Regions from separate parts of the Homo sapiens genome. Here region 1 is linked to region 2. Evidence: chromatin loops called from intact Hi-C (ENCODE). Cell type or tissue: heart left ventricle. All regions are shown on one strand. Links, peaks and the distances in the headings refer to the core of each region. The heading gives the core; the rest is flanking DNA. Region 1 overlaps NLRC3 (NLR family CARD domain containing 3). Region 2 overlaps SLX4 (SLX4 structure-specific endonuclease subunit).

What was found. A loop is a pair of places that touch in the nucleus more often than their neighbours do. Peaks named below come from ENCODE experiments on the same cell type or tissue, not always from the same donor. Only the 100,000 strongest peaks of a DNase experiment are listed, where the experiment ranks them.
Region 1: a loop joins it to region 2, with 2.1 times the contacts of the local background. A loop is called at or near these places in 7 of 110 quality-filtered maps.

What each region holds. Positions count from the first base shown.
Region 1 is chr16:3,543,069-3,554,792 of GRCh38, reverse strand. NLRC3 (NLR family CARD domain containing 3) reads left to right here. Exons shown (of 20, transcript NM_178844.4): 9 at 468-551; 10 at 2,514-2,597; 11 at 4,296-4,379; 12 at 5,013-5,096; 13 at 5,568-5,651; 14 at 6,040-6,123; 15 at 6,575-6,658; 16 at 10,464-10,547; 17 at 11,285-11,368. LOC101929732 (a long non-coding RNA gene) reads right to left here. Exons shown (of 4, transcript XR_007064953.1): 2 at 8,795-11,724. Among named protein-coding and RNA genes, the nearest start is that of NLRC3, 28 kb to the left of the region's middle. RefSeq lists enhancers at 1-524, 525-1,245, 1,246-1,965, 6,151-6,460, 9,870-10,370. In heart left ventricle, for the core only: no CTCF peak of the experiment used is centred there; a DNase peak (open chromatin) is centred at 6,654; H3K27ac peaks cover 1,193 bases.
Region 2 is chr16:3,596,316-3,608,039 of GRCh38, reverse strand. It overlaps SLX4 (SLX4 structure-specific endonuclease subunit), which reads left to right. Exons shown (of 15, transcript NM_032444.4): 3 at 1,342-1,566; 4 at 5,733-5,922; 5 at 6,849-7,061; 6 at 10,041-10,243; 7 at 10,345-10,661; 8 at 11,647-11,724. Among named protein-coding and RNA genes, the nearest start is that of SLX4, 9.4 kb to the left of the region's middle. In heart left ventricle, for the core only: no CTCF peak of the experiment used is centred there; no DNase peak of the experiment used is centred there.

The DNA of each region.
Region 1 (11,724 bases), core at 2,488-10,487, 53 kb after region 2:
CTGTTTTCAATTCTTTTGAGGATATACCTAGGAATGGAATTGCTGGGTCACATGGTCAACCCATGTTTAACCTTTTAAGGACCTGCCAGACCATATTCCACAGACAGCGGACCATTTTGCATTCCCACCAGCAGCGTGAGGGTTGCAGTTTCTCTGTATTCTCACCAACACTTGGATCCTGTGTCTTTCAGCTGTAATGAGGGCAATTGATGACTTTGTTGTGGTTATTCAGAGAGCAGAAGCACCTTGTTCCCAGCCAGCAGGCAAATGCTTAGCAACTCAAAGAAAAACCTAAGCCCCAGGCAGTGGTGCAAAGGGTCCACTGCTCTCCCTGCATGGTGGGCGGTGAGGGCACGTAGTGGTCAGAACCCCTTGCTCCACAGAGGTGCCCCCACTGCAGAGAGAGTTCAGACCCCTGGGTTCCAGCTTCTGCTCCATCAGTGATGAGCCTCTTCTTGTCTCTGCAGCCTCCAGGGCAACACCGTTAGGGATGATGGTGCCAGGTCCATGGCTGAGGCCTTGGCCTCCAACCGGACCCTCTCCATGCTGCAGTGAGTGAACACATCTCCTCTCTCCCCCTTCTCTCCCTTCTCCCTCCTCCTCCAAGGGCCTCTCTGCCTATTACCTGCTAGGAAGAATGGATGGGGCTAGGACCTGAGGCCTTCTGACCCATCTGGATGGCCCCTGATGCCCATTACTTTTCGAGAGAGCAGCTGTTGGGGAAATAATTAAAAATAAAACCTCCTGGCTGGGCGCAGGGACTCATGCCTGTAATCCCAGCACTTTGGGAGGCCAAGGCAGGCGGATCACTTGAAGTCAGGAGTTTGAGACCAGCCGGGCCAAAATAGTAAAACACCGTCTCTACTAAAAAAAAAAAAAAAAAATTAACCAGGCATGGTGGTGCAAGCCTGTAGTCCCAGCTACTTGGGAGGCTAAGTTGAGAGAATCGCTTGAACCTGGGAGGCGGAGGGTGCAGTGAGCTGAGATCGTGCCATTGCACTCCAGCCTGGGCGACAGCGAGACTCTGTCAAAAAAAAATAAAATTAAAATATAAAATAAAATTAAAATATAAAATAAAATAATAAAATATAAAATAAAATACCTTCTACCAACCCACAGATGTAGGAAAGAATACAACAATTATTGGATAAACATTAAACTGACTGCACGGTGCATCGGGGCAACCCACCAATGAGACTGTAAAGACAGAAAGCTCACTTTTCTAGAGCCAAGCAGACAGGACCCTCGTCCTCAGGCAAGAGGGCCAGGCAGCACCATTTGCCGTTTATCCTAAATACAGCAGATAATTGGAGTGGCCATTTGTGGTCCCTAATTGCTTTTATCCAAAGGAAAAGTAAAGCTTTTATCTCTATGACACGCAGGTACTTTAGAGCTTCAAGCCAGATACCTAGCCTAATTCCCGAAGGCAGGGAAGGAGGGACTCTTTGTTCCTTAATGTTTACATTTCAAAGAGATGGCTCCAAACCCTTATGAAAGACATTCCCAGGCTGTGAAAGTGGCCAGAGGCTGATTTTGCTTTTAAAAAGATTTACATACATCTTAAAGGGACAGAGGCAGCATTTGCAACCTCAAGTTTTCTCAGGAAGTGCTCTGAGAAAATGAGGGTGGTAAGGAGTCTCTTTCCTTTTTGGAACCAGGGAAAATTACATTTTTTAGGATTTGTATTTAGCCTCACACAGGAGACGTCCTGCCTGCCTGTCCTTGTAGGATGAGGACAGGGTTTCTCCCGTGCTGTCTCCCTCCACCAGATTTAGGACAAGAGGAAGCAGCTTTTTCAGAAGAGGAACCTAAGCCAGGGTCTTCCTAGGGAGGTTTCTTTTTTCTTTTTTATTTGAGACGGAGTCTCGCTCTATTGCCCGCCTGGAGTGCAGTGGCGTAATCTCGGCTCACTGCAACCTCCGCCTCCCTGGTTCAAGTGATTCTTCTGCCTCAGCCTCCCAAGTTGCTGGGATTACAGGTGTATGCCACCACGCCCCGCTAATTTTTTTATTTTTAGTAGAGACGGAGTTTCACCATGTTGGCCAGGATAGTCTCGATCTGTTAACATCGTGATCCGCCCACCTTGGCCTCCCAAGGTGCTGGGATCACAGGCATGAGCCACCGTACCTGGCCCCTAGGGAGGTTTCTTAGGGTTGGAGGCAGCCTGCTGGTCTAGATGGGAGGCAGACTGCAGGTAAGGCACCAGAGAGACTTGTCCATGGAGGTCCCCATTCGGGAGGTTGCTGGGCATTATCAGCACCTACTGATCTCTGCTTTCTAGCTCCTTGCAAGGGAGGCTCAGCTGCCCTGACCCCTTACTATCCCTCATCATAATGTTGGTCCATTATCACTTAGGCAACAATCCAAAGACCCATCTGGAGAACGCCCTCCCCACCTGCTCCAATAAATGTAGAGGGCACACTAGTTGTCCCTGACCTTGAACCTGAACCGTCCTTGGCCTGGGAATGGCTGTGACCAGCCTTTCTAAAGGACCCCTCTCTTTTCTCCCACAGCCTGCAGAAGAACAGCATCGGGCCCATGGGAGCCCAGCGGATGGCAGATGCCTTGAAGCAGAACAGGAGTCTGAAAGAGCTCATGTGAGACATATGAAAGGCCCACACTAGTATCCTCAGTGCCCAGCACAATGCCCAACCCAGCACAAATATTTGTGAGCCTGAGGATGGATGGATGGATTGATGGATAGGTGAATGGATGGATGGGTGGGTGGATGGATGGATGGGTGACTAGGTGGATGGGTGGCTAGGTAAATGGATGGATGGATGGATGGATGGATGGATGGATGGATGGATGAATGAAGGGATACACTGATGAGTGGACGGATGGATGGATGAGTGGACTGATGGATGAATGAGTGGATAGATGGATGGATGGTTAAATGAGTATATGGGTGGGTGGATGGATGGTTGGGTGGGTAGTGGTGGATGGGTAGGCAGGTGGATGGATGGATGGATGGATGGGTGAATGAATGGATAAATGAATGAGTGGATGGATGGATGGATGGATGGGTGAGAGGACTGGTGAATGGATGGATGGATGGATGGTTGAATGAACGAGTAGATGAATGACTGAGTGGATGAATGAGTGAATGGAAGGATGGATGGATAGATGGACGGTTGAATGGATGGATGGATGGTTGAATGAATGGATGGATGGATGGATGGATGGATGGGTGGATGAGTGGATGAATGGATGCATTGATGGGTGGATTGGTGGATGGGTGGATGGATGGATGGATGGTTGAATAAATGAGTGGATGAATGGGTGAGTGGGTAGATGGAGGGATGGATGGATGGGTGGGTATGTGGATGAATGAATGAATGAGTAGAGTAGATAAATGGATGGTTGAATGGGTGAATAGATGGGTGGATGGGTGGGTAGAGAGGGATGGGTGGATAGGTGGATGGGTACGTGAATGGATGGATGGTTGAATGGATGAGTGGATGGATAAATGGATGAGTGGATGGATGGATGGATGGGTGAGTGGATAGATGGATGGTAGAATGAATGAGTGAATGAATGAGTGAGTGGGTGGGTGGGTGGATGGATGGATGAATGGATAGATGAATGGATGGGTGGGTAGATGAGTGGATGGAGGCATGGCTGAATGAATTAGTGGAGAATAGGTGAGTGGATGGATGGATGGACAAATGGATGGATGGGTGGATGAGTGGATGGACAGACGAAATGATAGCTAAGTGGACTGATGGGTAGGTGGATGGATGAGTGGATGGATGAATGGGTAAGTGGGTAGGTGAGTAGGTGGATGGATGGACGAATGGATGGATTTATGAATGAGTGGGTGGGTAAGTAGATAAATCAATAAGTGAGTGGATGGATAGATGGATGGAAGTGTGAGTGCTGGTTAGCTGACTTTGGACTCCAAAAGCACTAACCGAGGAGAATGGAGACTCAGATTCCCAGGACTGGGTGAACCCCAACCTTCTCGGGCTCACATTTACTGTCTTCCCAGCTGGCAGAAGAAAACATTTCCTGACCATCTTCACAAAAACCCCCCAAAATACTTATCACTGAAGGGTTGACCCTTCTTGCCAGGGAGTCAAGAGGGACTTTGCTATCCTGATTTCTTACAGACAACAGGTGGTCACTTGCAGAGACTACAGCCAACAGGCCTCAGGCAGAACAAACTGTGCACTGGCCACCCTTGAGACAACAGAGCCAGCCCTCCCAGGAGGGCTTCCCTGACTCTGATCCCTCTGCCCAGCCCTGCCTGGCAGCTCCCAGAGGCTGGCTCATCCATATCCCTTCTCTTGCAGGTTCTCCAGTAATAGTATTGGTGATGGAGGTGCCAAGGCCCTGGCTGAGGCCCTGAAGGTGAACCAGGGCCTGGAGAGCCTGGAGTGAGTCCACCTGCCAGGGTGACGATTCCCCCTGGGTTCTCTTTCCAGTAGATAGTGGGCCGGCAGTCCTGAAAAATGGCTGTCCCCCAGGGCCATTTCCCTGCCAACACTAACCCTGGGCACACACTGTCCTCAGTAGCCCCTGCCCCACCAGCTCCATTTCCCTAGACAGTGGGGGCTGGGGTAGGGTCTGGAGTGTTTGGAATGATGAGCTCCAAGTGTCCTTGAGAAGCCAGCATGGGTGGCTGGAGAGGGAGTCAGCTGCAGCAGCTTTGGTAGGGGAAAGGAGAGCTCAGCGCTACACCCACACTTGGGGAGCCTGCTGCGCCACTCCCTCTGGGGGCTGCAGACCCAACACACCCTGCTCTGAGGCTGTCTGGGGCCACCCACATCAAGGCAGGGTCTACATTTGGGGGTTTGTTGTGCTGAACCCACCTGCCCTGACCTGGCAGAGGCTAGAAGGTGGGGGGCTGGGAGAGGAAAGAGAGATGAGAAGAGAAGCAGTGTGGCCACCACTGTCCCTGGAGCCCCCAACTCCCTGTTGAGCCCAGTGCCTGCTGTCCCAGACTGGGACAGGGCAGCTCCCTCTGGGTCCTGGGACAGCCACACCCAGGGCGCCTCCTCTTTCCGCAGCCTGCAGAGCAATTCCATCAGTGACGCAGGAGTGGCAGCACTGATGGGGGCCCTCTGCACCAACCAGACCCTCCTCAGCCTCAGGTAAGTCCTGGCCACCCTCTCCAAACAGGGCGTTTCTTTGACGAGGCACCTGTCTGCAGGGACTTGGCACTGGGAAGCCTGTCTCAGGGAAATCTATGGCTGGGGAAGCCTTCCTGGCAGCCTGGCCCTTTTCCTGCTCTCTTGGGGTGCAGGGGATAGCTGCTGCCCGCAGTGGCCCATTCTGCCGCTCCCTTCCCAGATGCACGCTGAGCCACCTGTCCCCTCGCACCTCTGGGGCCCTGTCATCCTGTCCTCTCCCTGTACTGCGGATGGTCCTAAAGTGGGGGCACCTGGCTGGCCCAGCACTGGCTCACTAGCACTGGCTCCTTCACACCTCAGCCCAGACTATGCAGAACTCTAGGTCCCCCGCCTGCAGTTTCTTGGGCTTCAAGAAGCCTAAACACCTGGGCTTGGCTTTGCCAGACACCTCATCTGCCCGGTCAGAAGCTCAGGTCTTTCCTTTTTTTTCAGCCTTCGAGAAAACTCCATCAGTCCCGAGGGAGCCCAGGCCATCGCTCATGCCCTCTGCGCCAACAGCACCCTGAAGAACCTGGAGTACGTGGTGGGGGCCTGTGACTCCACAGGCTGTTCATGCCATGACCACACCCACACCGAGCCTGGGCTGACGGGCACCCTCGCCACGTCACAGGGTTGGAGAAGGAGCTGGCTGGGGAGGGTGCAGCCAGGAGACCTGACATCGGGTGGCAAGTCCCCCACTCTCATAGTGTAAACTGCACGAGGGTGAGGCTAGTGTGACGCCGTCTGCTTCACCTGGTGGGGATGGATGAGGATGTTACCATGCCATTGGGCAACGTATCCCCAGGAAGCACCCCCTCGTGCTGGCTGGGTGATCTGGTATCAAGCCCTGGAATCCCTGGTGACCAAGGACCGGAGGCTTCACAGCCGGCCCCCGGCTCACTTGCTCCTGTTCCCTTCCTCCTAGCCTGACAGCCAACCTCCTCCACGACCAGGGTGCCCGGGCCATCGCAGTGGCAGTGAGAGAAAACCGCACCCTCACCTCCCTTCAGTGAGTCTGCAGCTCTCCACCCTGCTCTGTTCCCCTTCTGCAGAGCTGCCGGGCTCCACCCAAACCAACGATGCACAGGCCACACCTGGTTTGGGGACACCCCCTGCAAAGGTCTCAGGGGCTGCCCGGGCTAGCCTGCTGCCAGCAGACTGTGCCCCATCCTGTGCTCTCCTGACCCACAGACAGACATGTGTTAAGAGGTGGTCACAGCTGGGCCTCCAGGCAGAGGCCATTTGGAGGTGTCTTTTCTGGCTTATTCCCCGGCCCTCTGGCCACGGCTAACCAGGGAGTACATGTGACCCTCTGAGAACTAAGTCTGGGCAGGGGTTGCAGGAATTCTCCTGCCACATCCTGCAGGGATTCCACCTCCTGCCATCAGAGCCTCCTTGGCTCTGCCCCAGGGCCACATAGTCACATAGTCACATAGTCACATGTGTCTGTGTCTGCCCAGCCTGCAGTGGAACTTCATCCAGGCCGGCGCTGCCCAGGCCCTGGGACAAGCACTACAGCTCAACAGGAGCCTCACCAGCTTAGAGTAAGTTGGCCTGCCCAGGGGCTGCAGGGCGGGGGCTGTTGAGGACAGGGGAATCTGAAAACCTGGTACCCATCAGGCAGAGGCTCAATCCAGTGACCCCTGGCACTCCTCTTCCCTAAGGCCAGCTGGCATGTTTCAGTCCTTGTCTGCCTTTTAAATATATTGGCCGGGTGCGTTGGCTCACGCCTGTAATCCCAGCACTTTGGGAGGCTGAGGCATGTGGATCATCTGAGGTGTCAGGAGTTCAAGATGAGCCTGGCCAACATGGCGAAATCCCATCTCTACTATAAATACAAAAATTAGCCGGGCATGGTGGCACATGCCTGTAATCCCAGCTACTCGGGAGGCTGAGGCAGGAGAATCGCTTAAACTCAGGAGGCACAGGTTGCAGTGAGCAGAGATCGCGTCACTGCACTCCAGCCTGGGCGACAGAGTGAGACCCTGTTAAAAAATATATATATATACACACATATATATACATACACACACACACATATACACACACATATATACACATATACATATATACACATACATATATGTACATACACATATATACATAGATATATGACAGCTTGATTGAGATATAATCTTCACGCCAGAAGATCCACCCACTTAGTATACAATTCACTGGTTTCTAGTGTATTCGGTGATGCAATCATCACAATCAATTTTACAACATTTCCATCACCCCGTTAGCACTCACTACCCATTCTCCCTTTCCCCCAACCCTGGCAACCACTAATCTACCATCTCCATGATCTTCCTACCCTGGACACCGCATATAAATGGAATTGTGCGATACGTGGCCAAAAATAGAATCATACGACACGTGGCCTTTTGTGGCTGGTGTCTTTCATTTGGTGTCAGATTTTCAAGGTTCATCCACATTGTAGCCTGTCTCAATACTTAGTTCCTTTGTAAGGCTGAATGATATCCATTGTATGGGTACACAGGTTTCATTTCTCCATTCATCAGCTGACGGACGTTGGGTTGTTCCTACTTGGCTGTTAGGAACGGTGCTGCTGTGGACCTTTGTGCACCAGTTTCTGTGTGGACGTGAGCTTTCCTTCTCCTGGCTGGATATACCTGGGAGTGGAGTCGCTGGGGCGTGAGGGAACTCTAGGTTTAACCCTTGGAGCCTCATCGGCCTTTCTCCCTGACCATTTCTTCTCCTTCAGCTTCCAGGATGTCCCCTCTGTCTGGGCCTCGTCCTCTTTTCTTCTGTTTGGCTCTTCTGCGCAGGGCTCCTCAGGGATCGTCCTATGTCATCTTCGCTTGCCTGGCGTCTCTTTTCCTGGAGCTCTTTTCCTTTCCCTGGGCTCCAGTGATCTTCAAAGTCCCAACGACTCCCACGTCCGTGTCCCAGCCCTCTCTCCTCAACCCTAGACCTGCGCGTCCACACCCCCTCTGTACCTCCCTTCGGGATCTTGCTCGGGTGCAGGGTCCCTGCATTCTCTCTCCTGAAAACCTGCTTCTTGGCTCCCCATCTTGTGAATGGAACCAACTGTGCAAGCTAGAAACAAGACCTTCACTCTCACCTCCCACTTCCTTTTCTATAACTTTTATTTTATTTTTGAGATGGAGTCTCGCTCTGTTGCCCAGGCTGGAGTGCAGAGGCGTGATCTCGGCTCACTGCAACCTCTGCCTCCCAGGTCCAAGCGATTCTCCTGCCTTAGCCTCCCGAGTAGCTGGGATTACAGGTGCCCAACACCACGCCCAGCTTTTTTTTTTTTTTTTAATAGAGACGGGGTTTCACTATGTTGGTCAGGCTGGTCTCGAACTCCTGACCTTTAAGTGATCCTTCCACCTTGGCCTCCCAAAGTGCTGGGATTACAGGTGCAAACCACCACATCCAGCATATAACTTATTTTTTAAAGTAATATTTACAATTTTTTTTAAAGAGATGGGGCCTCACCATGTTGCCCAGGCTAGTCTTGAACTCCTGGGCTCAAGCGATCCTCCCACCTTGGCCTCCCAAAGTCCTAGGATTACAGGTGTGAGGCACTGTGCCTACCCACCTCCTGCTTCCTATTCATTGTCAAGTCCTGTTGGGTCGGTCCCCTCTGTGTCCCTGCCATCCACTCGATTCCCTCTGCGTCCACTGCCCCTGCCCAGGCCATCGGCACCACTCACCTCCATCCCTGTGGTAGCCTCCACCTCAGTCCATCCTCTCACACTGCTGGCCAGAGACCTTTCCAGAGCAGCTCTGTCCCATCTTGGGTGCCATCCTTGAATGGTTGCCCAGGGCCTGCAGAGTAAAGTACACACAGCCCCTCAGGGTGGCTTCTGGGACCCCTAAAATCTGCTTCCTTTGTCCCTCCCTGGACTCATTTCTCACTTCCCCAGGAATTCAATTCGTTTGGGTTCCTTAGCTGAGCCAGGCACACTCCCCACTTTGGGTTCGGGTTTTGACCTATTTCTTCTGGGAGCCTTCTGTTGACACCCTGGGGTGGGAGATGCTGCTTGCTTTTCCCTGCAGCCTGCACTTGGCCTGTTGTACCTGCTCATTTAATCATGTCTTCCCACCTGAGCTTCGAGAGGGGGACTCAGGCCTGCTGCCTTATACAACACCTAGCACATGAGACACACTCAAATGTTGTCTTTCTTATTTTTTTTTTCATTTTAATTTTTTGAGACGGAGTCTAACTCTGTCGCCCAGGCTGGAGTGCAGTGGCGGGATCTCGGCTTACTGCAACCTCCACCTCCTGGGTTCAAGTGATTCTCCTGCATCAGCCTCCCCAGTAGCTGGGACTACAGGTGCCCTCCACCACTCCCAGCTAATTTAGTAGAGACAGAGAACCCTGTCTCTACTAAAAATACACCCACCCAGCCTAATTTTCGTATTTTTAGTGGAGACGGGGTTTCACCATGTTGGCCAGGCTGGTCTCGAACTCCTGACCTCAAGTGATCCACCCACCTCAGCCTCCCAAAGTGCTGGGATTAAAGGTGTGAGCCACTGCGCCCGGCCACACTCAAATGTCTGTTAAAATAATGAATGCAAACAGCTCTTGGCCTTGAACATACCAGTGTGCGCTTGAGCTAAACTCAGTCACTCACTGCACCAGGGCCTGCTAGTTCCCTCCAACTTAGAAGGGGAAAAAATGACACAAAGCCCTAATTAGCAAGAATGGCCAAGGAGGTTGGGCGTGGTGGCTCCTGCCTGTAATGCCAGCAATTTGGGATGCCAAGGTGGGAGGACTGCTTGAGCCCAGGAGTTCAGGACCAGCCTGAGCAACATAGTGAGACCCCATCTCTATAAAAGAATAAAAACATTAGCCGGGCATGGGGGCATGTGCCTGTAGTCCCCGTCTCTAGTTAAGTACTTTAGTCTCCTCGGGAGGCTGAGGTGGGAGGATCGCTTGAGCCTGGGAGGTTGAGGCTGCAGTGAGCCGTGATCTCACCACTGCATTCCAGCCTGGGTGGCAGAGTGAGACCCTGTCTCAAGAGAAAACAAGACAAACAAGAATGGCTCAGGGATTGAGGGCTTTAAGTTCATTTTCTGGTTGGCTGTGAAAAGCATCCCCTTTTGGGTCCCAAGCCCCTGCTGACAGTCACTCTATATGTCCCATTTCCTGCTTGCCTCTGGCGGTTCAGACTCATGCAGGCCCCAGACGCCTCTGTGTGCTTAGTATGAGGCGGCGGGCTGCAGGGCCTGTGGAGGAAGGGCAGTTATCCCCAGGAAACCCTGGGAGTGTCTATGGTGTGTGTAGTCGGTTAAACCTGGCAGGTCCAAGTGCGGCAGGGCCTTGCTAGAATGCTCCCTGTGCCCCGTGCACCCAAAGGGGTCATACTCTGTGTCTAGTTTACAGGAGAACGCCATCGGGGATGACGGAGCGTGTGCGGTGGCCCGTGCACTGAAGGTCAACACAGCCCTCACTGCTCTCTAGTAAGTCCTAGATGTGCGCAGCAGTCAGGAAACCGGTCCCTTCGCCATCCTTTCACGTTAGAGGTCTTTTTTTTTTTTTTTTTCCTCGAGACAAGAGTCTTGCTCTGCCACCCAGGCTGGAGTGCAGTGACATAATCTCAGCTAACTGTAACCTCCACCTCCTGGGTTCAAGTGATTCTCAAGCCTCAGCCTCCCATACAGTAGTTGGGATAACAGGCGTGCACCACCACACCCAGCCTAATTTTTGTATTTTTAGTAGAGACGGGGTTTCACCATATTGGCCAGGCTGGTCTCAAACTCCTGACTTCAGGTGATCTGCCCACCTCAGCCTCCCAAAGTGCTGGGATTACAGGTGTGAGCCACCACACCTGGCCTGGACGTTATTTTTGTTTACAAGTCAAGGAAGGTGTGTTTGATTTTCCTAATATAGGAAATATGATATTAGCAGTTGGGGGCTCAAACACCTAGAGAGTAGTAATGAGGAGGTACAGGGAGCATTCTCCCCGAGCCCTTCCAGGGACAGCCTCTATTTCTCATCTCCTTAGCATCCAGATCTCTGTCTTAGGCAACAGACAGTGTAGGTAGGAGATGGAGTGCCTAGACACAGCGCTGGCCAACCATTCTCAGTGCTGTTTCTCCACTTTCCATCCTGAGTCAAGGGGTGGTGAAAGGGAACGGAGTATGCGGAGGGAGGTGGGCCCAGCCGGCTCACACTGACGGCACCCTCTCCGCCCCAGTCTCCAGGTGGCCTCAATTGGTGCTTCAGGCGCCCAGGTGCTAGGGGAAGCCTTGGCTGTGAACAGAACCTTGGAGATTCTCGAGTAAGTATTCCAGTCTCCATCTATGGTCTTTAGCCCAAAGAAATCAATGAATTCTCAATGAATAGATATGGGGACAAAGTTTACAGACAACTCACAAATCATCCTGGTGATCTTCATTTCAGTGCAAGTATACCAGTTTCCCAGCCCCACTTCATGCCTTTCCCTGGGAGTCGCTATCATTTGCCCTCCTCTCCGGGTTGGCCTTGCCAGGCTGAACACGTCTAGAGGCCTGGTTTATGGGTCCCAGGGGGGCTGATCTTGTTCTCTGGGCAGATCCAAAGTCCTGGGGTGAGGTTACAGCTCTGAGGCTCAGGCATGTCCTCAGAATTCCTGCCCTTGCTGGGAGCACTGGGGAC
Region 2 (11,724 bases), core at 2,420-10,419:
CTGACTCCTGGTTTAAACAACAGTCAAGAAAAACATAACCCGTGTGAATTTTTCACATGATTGTGTTTGGAGTCCTCTGCTCTTTCAGAATTTCCTATGAAATTCTGTTATATGATTGACATGAGTTACACAAACAACACAATAATGCTGCTTCTCTTGTTTTCTTGAATTTATTCCAAAGTGGGTAAGTTGGACTGGGCCAGCCAATTTGGATAGGCTGCTGAGAGGGCCGCATGAGGACTCTGTGTGGGCTCAAGTCCCAGGAGAATCTTCAGGTTCTTTCTTTCTCTCTCTGAAGACCTTTTAATCTTTTCCTTTGTTATTGTTATTGATTTATTTACTTACTTAGTTTTTAGAGACAGGATCTTGGTCTCTCACCCAGGCTGGAGTGCAGTGGTGCTATCATAGCTTACTGCAGCCTTGACCTCCCAGGTTCAAGCAGTCCTCCCTGCCTCAGCCTCCCGAGTAGCTGGGACCACAGGCACCCACCACCGTGCCTGGATAATTTTTTAACTGTTTAAAGCAGTTTTCTTGCCCTGCTGCCCTTGGTATACTGAGCTATATGCTTACTACACATTCTTCATGCAAAACTGAAAACTACCCTTGCATATATAATACACCATGGGCTCTCTGAGCTCCTGAGTTCTGTTTCTAAATTTCCTTTGCCCTCACTTCCTGATCTTAATAACCTCTCAGTAGAGTGGTGGTAGAGTCTCAGGTCGCATAGACTACTGGAAGGCATCAGCAGTGTTGCCTCACCAACTTTACTGGTCTCTCGTGCTCTTTGCCAGTCGGATGAAATCTATGCATGGTTCCCCCAAAACACGTATCCATGCGCGTATCTGCAAAACTGGCACACAACTTCATGGGGTTCATGGATCCCCACTGAAGATCATCCGTGGATCCCAAGTTAAAGAAGAACTGATCTAGGACATAAACCTTTGTCATTAATATTTCTTTAATAATAGCTTTATTGGGGTATAATTGATATTCCATAAAATTCACCATTTAAAAGGGTATGGTTCAGTGGTTTTTAGTATATTCACAGACTTGTCCAACCACCACCACTACCTAACGTTAGAACAGTTTTATCATCCTAAAAATAAACCCCATGCTCATTAGCAGTCACATCCCATTCCCCTCCTGTTATTGATATTTATGTCTATATTGCCATAAACAAAGAGGTTACCAACAAGCAACCAGTCCTCTTCACATTTGTGAGTCAAACCTAAACTAGTTGATAAAGGACTCTTGAAACTTGCGTCTAACCTGTATCTGGTAGAAAAGTCTTTTATTTCTCCAGCTACAACAGATGGTTGTGAATATTTTCCTCCTTGCCAGAGAATGTGCCCAACAGCGACTCCCAGCCTCCTCCTTCCTGTTTGACAACAGCAGTGCCAAGTCCCTCCAAACCCCGCACAGCACAATTGGTCCTACAGCGAATGCAGCAGTTCAAGAGAGCAGACCCCGAGCGTTTGAGACACGCTTCAGAAGAGTGCTCCCTCGAGGCTGCGCGGGAAGAAAATGTCCCAAAGGATCCTCAAGAGGAGATGATGGCGGGGAATGGTATGATGAGTGTGTTTCTGTCTTCCACACAGAGATAAGTTAATACAACTCTGAGGAAGGGAGGCGGGAAGGAATCAGCATTTGTTGAGTTTCTTCTGTGGATAGGCTCTCTGCTTGATGTTTTACCTTTGCCACTTCACTGGATCCAGCCAGAGAATGAAGAGTCTCTGGGATCATTTCCCACCTAGCTTCCTTGATAAGGTACCGTTTTGTTTTTTTTTCTGAGACAGAGCCTTGCTCTGTCACCCAGGCTGGAGTGCAGTGACATGATCTCAGCTCACTGCAACCTCCGCCTCCCAGGTTCAAGCAATTATCTTGCCCCAGCCAGTGGGATTACAGACGTGTGCCACCACACCTGGCCAATTTTTGTATTTTTAGTAGAGACAGGGTTTCGCCAAGTTGGCCAGGCTGGTCTCGAACTCCTGACCTCAAGTGATCTGCCTACCTCAGCTCCCCAAAGTGCTGGGATTACAGGCGTGAACCATTGCACCTGGCCCTCTTCCTTTTTTTTTTTTTTTTTTTTTTTTGAGATGGAGTCTCGCTCCGTCACCCAGGCTGGAGTGCAGTGGCACGATATTAGCTCACTGCAAGCTCCACCTCCCAGGTTCACGCCATTCTCCTGCCTCAGCCTCCCGAGTAGCTGGGACTACAGGCTCCCACCACCACGCCTGGCTAATTTTTTGTATTTTTAGTAGAGACAAGGTTTCACCTTGTTAGCCAGGATGGTCTCGATCTCCTGACCTCGTGATCCACCCGCCTTGGCCTCCCAAAGTGCTGGGATTACAGGCGTGAGCCACTGTGCCTGGCCTCCTTTTTTTAAAAATTATGACTTTTTATTATGAAAGCTTTCCCTTTCAGTTTTTTCCTTTTAAAAAGATAACCCTCAGTATTCACAAAGAACTCTTCCTTTCAGAAAAGGTTTTTTTGTTGTTGTTGTTTTAATTACAATGAAGCCAGGCATGATGGCTCATGCCTATAATCCCAAAACTTTGGGAGGCCAAGGCAGGAGGACTACTTGAGGTCACAAGTTCGAGACCAGCCTGGACAACATAGTGAGACCCCCATCTCTACAAAAAAATTTTAGGGGCCAGGCGTGGTGGCTCACGCCTGTAATGCCAGCACTTTGGGAGGCCGAGGTGCGCAGATCACAAGGTCAGGAGATTGAGACCATCCTGGCTAACACAGTGAAACCCCATCTCTATGAAAAATACAAAAAATTAGCAAGGTATGGTGGTGGGTGCCTGTAGTCCCAGCTACTCGGGAGGCTGAGGCAGGAGAATGGCGTGAACCTGGGAGACAGAGCTTGCAGTGAGCCGAGATTGCACCACTGCACTCCAGCCTGGGCAACAGAGCAAGACTCTGACTCAAAAAAAAATTTTTTTTTAATTAGCTGGGCATGATGGTGCACAACTGTAGTCCCAGCTACTCGGGAGGCTGAGGTGGGAGGATTGCTTGAGCCCAGGACGTTGAGCTGCAGTGAGCTGTGATTGCATCATTGCACTCCAGGGCAACAGAGTGAGACCCTGTCTCAAAAAAAAAAAAAAAAAAATTACAATGAATCCCCTAATCCCCTATACCTCAATCTAGATTTAACAAATGTTAACATTTGGCCATTTGTTTATGTCTTTATAAATATACATTTTTTTTTTTTTTTGAGATGGAGTCTTGGTCTGTCTCCCAGGTTGGGGTGCAGTGGCGCAATCTCGGCTCACTGCAAACTCCACCTCCTGGGTTCAAGCCATTCTCCTGCCTCAGCTTCCAGGAAGCTGGGACTACAGGCATGCACCACCACGTCCAGCTAATTTTTGTATTTTTAGTAGAGTTGGGGTTTCACCATGCCGGCCAGGCTGTTCTGGAACTCCTGACCTTGTGATCTGTCCACCTCAGTCTCCCAAAGTGCTGGGATTACAGACGTGAGCCACCGTGCCTAGCCAAGCGTACATATTTTTCTTCCATATTATCTGAAGGTAAATTATAGACATTAGGATCCTTTACCCCTAGATTCTGCTGCATAACCACAATACCATTAGCACGCTTAATTCCATAATAGTGCCTGGCGTCCAGTTCAAACTCAAATTTCCCTGGTTGTCTCAAGGTTATTTTTTGTAGCTGGTTTCTTTTTTTTCTGAACAAGGATTCAGTAAGTTCACACACTGCATATTGCTGTAGCTCAGCAGTATCCTAAGGTCTAGATTCTAGAATAGTCCCCCATTTCCTTTTGTTTTCCATGACACTGACTTTTTTTTTTTTTTTTTTTGACAGAGGCTTGGCTAGAGTGCAGTGGCACAATCTCGGTTCACTGCAACCTCTGCCTCCCAGGTTCAAGCTATTCTCGTGCCTCGGCCTCCTGAGTAGCTGGGATTACAAGCACCCACCACCACACCCGGCTAATTTTTTTGTATTTTTACTAGAAATGGGGTTTCACCATGTTGCCCAGGCTGGTCTTGAACTCCTGAGCTCAGGGGATCTGCCCTCCTCAGCCTCCCAAAGTGCTAGGATTACAGGTGTGAACCACCACACCCAGCCCTATGACACTGAGTTTTTGAAGAGGCTAGGCTAATTGTATTATAAGATTTCCCACTTTCTGGATTTATTTCTTTATGGGATCGTTAACTCCTTCCTCTAACCATTGGGTTGCCCCACTCTGAGTAGATTAGAGGCTCATTGGCTGCAGGTGAGACAGGGTGGCGACAGTGCCCCATAGCTGCTGTGTACTTGGTGTGGCACCGGCCCAATAAGCGTAATAATGCCAGGTGCTCCTGTTCTCCATCCCCAAAACAATATGGATTCTCATCTCTGATGAAAATATACAAAAGGAAAAGAAATAGGAAGAAACCATTATCGGCAGACCTACAGCTAATAAGTATGCAGGATCTTGGCATTGCATTGCAGATTTCACTGCAGTAGCACGGAGGAGTCTCAGGCCACCCCAGGGTCCACAGCAGGCAGTGATTTGATGTCCTGCCGAGGCATCAGTCCTGGACGCACATGTGAGTTGCAGAGGAGGCACCCAGCTGGTGTGAGCTCCGCCCCTGCCCAGCATTTGACTCAGTTCTCTCTGTATCTTCACATCACACCCAGCAAGTGCTCAGAAAGAGATAAACCATTTGTTTGTTAAGAAACCAAACCAGGCTGGACGCGGTGGCTCACGCCTGTAATCCCAGCACTTTGGGGAGGCCAAGGCGGGCAGATCACCTGAGGTCAGGAATTCAGGACCACCCTGGCCAACATGGTGAAGCCCTGTCTCTACTAAAAATTAGCCAGGTGTGGTGGGCACCTGTAATCCCAGCTACTCAGGAGGCTGAGGCAGGAGAATCGCTTGGACCCGGGAGGCAGAGGTTGCAGTGAGCTGAGATCGCGTCGTTGCACTCCAGCCTGGCGACAGAGTGTGAGACTCCATCTCAAAAACAAACAAACAAACAAAACAGGGCACCAAAATGAAGGTGTGCTGTTTTGCTGGCCTCAGTGGCAGGCACTGGTAGGCCACAGCCATGAAGAACTTGGGGATTTATGAGGCGTTCAGGGCATATCCCTTGTGAGTGACAGGGGTCTGCTCCAGCAATATCAGATGGGCCACCCTGGGAGCCATCTCAAGACCAGAATCAGTCCATTCTTGAGTCTGATGCTAAGTAAGAGATGCTGCCTTTTAAACGCCAAAGGCATTTCACTCTGCCCTGGTTTTATCATGGGCAGTAAAAGGTCAGCAGGAAAGGGTGAGTTTTGAAGAGAACATCTAGCTTTGTTGGAATATGAGCCTTGTGAACTTGCAATGCCCGAGGTAGCCAACTTCAGCAGAAGTGGGAAAGTTTAGGTCCTTGCTACTCAGAGTGGTCCTGTGCTGCCAGCATCGCCAAGCCTGGAGGCTGCTAGAAATGCGGAGAGTCTCAGGCTGCACCTGGACCCCTTGAATTTGAATCTGAGTGTCGACAAGCTTCCCAGGTAATGCATATCCATGTTAAAGTTGGAGACGGCTGTTCCCGGAGTGCTGATTAGTGCCCAGTCTCACTGGACAGTGTCCAAGTCACCAGCCTGCAGAGTGGAGCTGGGTTCTGGTTTCTTTGCGTTCCACCTGCTCCCCATGGTCTGCAGGAGCTGACAGAGCAGAGGTCTGAGGGTGAGCTTGTCTTTGGAGTTTATTCTCACGGATCTTTGGTGCTTCTCCACAGTGTATGGGCTTGGGCCCCCTGCCCCAGAGAGCGACGCTGCGGTGGCCTTGACCCTGCAGCAGGAGTTTGCACGGGTAGGAGCATCGGCACATGATGATAGCCTGGAGGAAAAGGGTTTGTTCTTCTGCCAGATTTGTCAAAAGAACCTCTCAGCCATGAACGTGACCCGAAGGGAACAGCATGTGAACAGGTGGGGGCAGCTTGGGCCGTCGCCTCTCCCGTGTATGTGACCAGAATCCCCAAGCACCCCAGGGCTGGAGTGCGGATCTCCACACCTTACCATGACAACAGCACCTCAGCTTTGTTGTCAACCTACCCCTTTTTAAAAATAACTTCGTTGAGATACAATTCACAGAACATATAGTTCACCCATTTAAACTGAACAAATCACTACTTTTGGGATATTCACACAGTTGGGCAACTGTCACCACAATCACTTCTGGATTATTTTCATCACCCCCAAAAGAATCCCCACACCCATTGGCAGCCACTCCCTATTGCCCCTCTCTCCCCTGACAACCACTAATCAACATTCTGTCTGGATGGATTTGCCGATTCTGAAATTGCACAGTTGTCCTTTTGTGTCTGCCTTCTTTGACTTAATATGTTGTTTTTGAGGTTCATCCATGTTGTAGCATGGAGCAGGCTTCATTCCTTTTTATGGCTGAGCAGTATCTCATTGTATGGCTAGACTGTGTTTTTCCCATTCTTAGATGAGGAATATGACCATGGTTTATCCTTTCGTCCATTGGCGGACATTTGGAGCATTTCTACCCTTTGGGATTGTGGATAGAGCTGCCGTGAACATGGGTTTCATGTATTTGTTTGGGTACCTGCTTTCAGTTCTTTGGGGTCTCTACTTAGGAGTGGAATTTCTAAGTCATCATGTAACTGCATTTAATCTTTCCTTGCTTTCTTTAGCCAACTTTGCTGACAGATACCTAAGTGTAGTGTCTAGGGGCTGACTGCCGGGAGACGGAGCCAGGCTGTGTAGAGGGGATTGGCTTTGGGGAACTTGCTTTGACCACAGCACGTCTGTGTTGACCTGGACCCACATTTGCTCCAATCCACATTCCTGGGGAGGGTGGTTCTCCTGTATTGACTGTTTTCCTTCAGGTGCTTGGATGAAGCTGAAAAGACACTAAGACCTTCTGTGCCTCAGATCCCTGAGTGCCCGATTTGTGGGAAACCGTTTCTTACCTTAAAGAGCAGAACCAGTCACTTGAAGCAGTGTGCTGTGAAGATGGAGGTTGGCCCCCAGCTCCTGCTTCAGGCTGTGCGGCTGCAGACAGCACAGCCTGAGGGTAGCAGCAGCCCACCCATGTTCAGGTAAGTCGACGAAAAGGAAGAAAACCAAGCCAAATAATGCTGTGTGCACTCAGGGCTTTTTCTATTTAAAAAAGCTTTTTATGGGCTGGACGCAGTAGTTCACACCTGTAATCGCAGCACTTTGGGAGGCCAAGGTGGGCAGATCACCTTAGATCAGGAGTTCGATACCAGCCTGGCCGACATGGTACAATCTCGTCTCTACTAAAAATACAAAAATTAGCATGGTGGCACATGCCTGTAGTCCCAGCTACTTGGGAGGCTGAGGCAGGAGAATCACTTGAACCCAGAAGGTAGAGGTTGCAGTGAGCCAAGATCGTACCACTGCACTCCAGCCTGGACAGAGTGAGATCCTGTCTCCAAAAAAAAAAAAAAAAAAAAAAAAAAAAAGCTTTTTATAGTGTTGGAGGGAAAAAGAGCCCTCTTTGATTCTGGAAATGAAACACTTAGGGCGGAAATCGGGCACAGTCTAGAAGGGAGTGAGGAGGGGACAGAATCTGCATTCTGGAAGGCTCTGGACCTGCCCCTTTAGGGGGGTGCAGAAATGATCTTCGCACTGTTTTCCTCAAGGTCCTTCCTGAGTTTCCAATCCCATGATCCCACAGTCGGTACCCTCTAGTGCAGGGGTCCCCAACCCCCCAGCCTCGGACCAGTACCGGTCTGTGGCCTGTTAGGAACCTGGCCACACAGCAGGAGGTGAGCAGCGGGCAGGCAAGCTTTACTGCCTGAGCTCCGCCTCCTGTCAGATCAGTGGTGGCATTAGACTCACAGGAACACAAACCCTGTTGTGAGCCGCACATGCATGGAATCTAGGTTGAGCTCTCCTTATGAAAATCTAAAGCCTGATGATCTGAGGTGGAATGCTTTGATGCTGAAACCATTCCCCTACTCCTGTCCCATGGAAAAATTGTCTTCCATGAAACCAGTTCCTGGTACCAAAAAGGTTGGGGACTACTGCTTTACCACATCTAAGAATTTGGTAGTCACTTTACTCCATCCATTTCGTTGTTGGACAGCATGGTTTCCACCTCAGCACAGTCCAGTTTTCACACTGTTAACATAAGATTACTCAGCACAGTTCACAGATTTGGTGATTGGCCAGGCACGGTAGCTTACACCTGTAATCTCAATACTTTGGGAGGCCAGGGCGGAAGGATCACTTGAGCCCAGGAGTTCAAGGCCAGCCTGGACTACATAGCAAGACCCATCACTACAAAAAATTAAAAAATTAGCTGGCTGTGGTGCTGCACACCTGTAGTCCCAGCTACGTGGGAGGCTGAGGCGGAAGGATCACTTGAGCCTGGGAGGCCAAGGTTGCAATGAGCTGTGATTGCACCACTGCACTCCAGCCTGGGCGACAGGGCAAGAACCTGTCTTCATAAAACAAACAAAAACAACAACAAAGTTGGTGCAACAGAAGTGTAGGACCCTATTTTTTAAAAATCTTGCATGAATTAATGCTTAAAAGTTAAAATGAGTTGCCTTGCTCACAGCCAGGAAACAAGTCCTCAGCATGCAAACCACAGCCACACAAGTGCCAGAGGGCTGGCCCTGCTCCACGCTGCCCTGCTGCTGAGGACGCTAGAGCTGACACCAGGTTCATAGTGAACAAAGGCATCTTGGACCTTTGACTCCTCCAGGTTTGAGACCGCTGTCAGGAGCAAAGGGAAGGCCAAAGGCGATAGCTGTTTGTCCCGCCCCCTGCTTTGCACACAGGTCATGGGCAGCTGAGCTGGCTCGGGGCTGAGATGGCAGAGGGCAGAGGGGATTCTCTTGGTGGAGGAGCGCATCTGTATTTAGCATGGCAGGGGTGCAAGCCTTGAGGCCTTAGAATAGACGTCATCTAAGCCATTGTTTCTTTCTTGGCAGGACCACGCCAAAAGCACCTGCTCAGATAAAGTATGTCTGCCTTTAGAATACCTCCAAGTACTGAAACTAGATGTATGTGGATCCGTTTAGAAGGTTGTCAGAGTAGAAAACTACAGGAGCTGGATGCCCTCATGGGGTCTTTGAACCCCTCCCTCCCCAAAGGCCAAGCCTGTGGTCATCAGAACGCATGCCCCGGCCAGAGTGCCTCATATTCTTTCCCCACAGCCCAAACCTGGCCTGCTGGGGAGTGAGGAGGGAACACAGTCTGTGTTCCCTTCACAGAAGCAGGGTCCCAGGCTGCCCAGGCAGCTCCTTTCCCTCTGGGAGGCTGTGATTATCCACGTTCCTGGGAAGGTGAACTTGAGCCATCCCTGGCACCCTGGAGAGCATGAGCTTTTGCAAAAGCCAGAGGCATGACTGCATTGCAGGGAAGGTGGGCCCGGTTTGTGCTAAGTTCCTTTGTCACCTCTGCCCTCCTCCTTCTTGCCCAGCTTATTGGGAGTCACCCAGGCAGCCTAGGTTCTCTCCAGCCGGAAACTCCTGTTCATTTCCTCCAAACCAAACGAGCTGCTGCCCGTTGAAAGTGCAGAGTCCCGGGGCGGCTGGTATAATGTTGACCATCGGCAGCCTAAGCTGGGAAGCCCTTCCTTCTGGCCATGGACAGAGGCACTGCCGTGGAGCCCTTGCAGGAGGGAAGGGATCCTTTTCTGCCGGTGTGGCCAGGACCGTGTAAGGAGCATCGGAAGTATTGATGGGTGAAGGTGGTGGGAGTCCAGGGAGCCTGCTCAGAGCCATCGATTGTTGACTCCATTGGATGGGCTTGGCCACATGAGGATGTGCAGGTACCACAGATGGCTCCGTACATCTGCCATGAGCCTGCTGGACAGCAGCACGTGAAGGAACCCAGACCCTCCTGTGCCTGGGCCATGTTGAACTTCTGGCCTGGAATTGAATGAGTTCACACAAGGCAGTGGAAGTGGGGGACGCATCTGCCTGGCAGGTCCACATCCGTCACTTTTCTCTCAGGCCCAGCCCTCTCCAGACCAGTGTGACCAACCTGAGAAGCGTGCACTCCTCTAGCCCCAGTAACTTTTCTCTTTGGCTGTTTTCTAGCTTCAGTGATCACAGTAGAGGTCTGAAACGGAGAGGACCCACCAGCAAGAAGGAGCCACGGAAGAGGCGGAAGGTGGACGAGGCACCGTCCGAGGACCTGCTGGTGGCCATGGCTCTGTCCCGGTCGGAGATGGAGCCGGGTGCGGCTGTACCAGCGCTCAGGCTGGAAAGTGCCTTTTCTGAGAGGATAAGACCAGAAGCAGGTTTGTGTGATCAGAAGAGTGACCCTGGGAGAGGCCATCAGCAGGTCCCGGGTGAGTGGACCGACTCCACCGTTGATGGTGTCGCTTTTGTTTCTCTCTAGAGAATAAAAGTCGCAAGAAGAAACCCCCGGTATCCCCCCCATTGTTGTTAGTCCAGGACTCTGAAACCACAGGCCGACAGATAGAGGACCGTGTGGCCCTGCTCCTCTCTGAGGAAGTGGAATTGTCTAGCACGCCACCACTTCCTGCCAGCAGGATTTTAAAGGAAGGGTGGGAAAGAGCGGGCCAGTGTCCTCCTCCACCTGAACGCAAGCAGAGCTTTCTGTGGGAGGGCAGCGCACTGACTGGGGCCTGGGCCATGGAGGACTTCTACACGGCCAGGCTGGTCCCTCCTCTCGTGCCCCAGCGGCCTGCCCAGGTGAGTCCCTCCCCTCAGGCACATGGATAGGCTTTTGGGGGAGGTTGGCAATCCCAGAACTGCAACACTGGGTACCCACAGCCAGGTGATGGAAAGTCCAGGAAGGAAAGGCAGAGGCGGGAGGAGGCCAGAGGGGCACTTGGTGGCTGCAGCTTTCTTCTCTGTCCAGCAACTACATGGTACTCTGGGTAGGATCAGGGAGGACCCTTGGTGTCCACCAGAGTGTGTTCCTGGAGTTTGTTGAAAATGCAGAGTCCCGGCCGGGCGCAGTGGCTCACGCCCGTAATCCCTGCACTTTGGGAGGCTGAGGTGGGCGGATCACGAGGTCAGGAGTTCGAGACCAGCCTGGCTAATATGGTGAAACCCCATCTCTACTAAGAATACAAAAATTAGCCAGGCATGGTGGCACACACCTGTAATCCCAGTTACTTGGGAGACTGAGGCAGAAGAATCGCTTGAACCGGGGAGGCGGAAGTTGCAGTGAGCCGAGACCGTGCCATTACACTCCAGCCTGGGCAACAAAGTGAGACTCTGTCTTGAAAAAAAAAAAAAAAACAGAGTCCCAGGGCAACTGGCAAAATGCCTCAGATGGAGCCCGGAAACTGGCATTCGGAGCACACACTCCAGACAGTCGTGCGGCAGGTAGCCCTACAGTCAGTACGCAGCTGCCTGAGGCAGCTTGGAGGACTTCAGGAGGGCGGCAGGCCTGGGCCCCCCTGGCCTCTGACAAGCCTTTGTGCAAACAGATGCCACAGGCCTGGCCTTGGCCGTGACAGAGGAGGAGCATGTTGACATGAGTGCTGGGGAAAAGCATCCCAGGACTGCTCCAGGCTGTGGCTGGAGCCCCGGGGACAGTCTGTCCCCACAGCCCACATCCTGCTCTGTAGTTTTAGGTCCAGCCGTGCATACCACATGTGATGGCTTCTGCAGTGTGTGCGTCAATGACAGTGACCACGTGGTCACTCTCCTTACTGGCTTCTTTCAGGGCCTTATGCAGGAGCCCGTGCCGCCTCTGGTGCCACCTGAGCACTCAGAGCTGAGCGAGCGAAGGTCACCCGCTCTC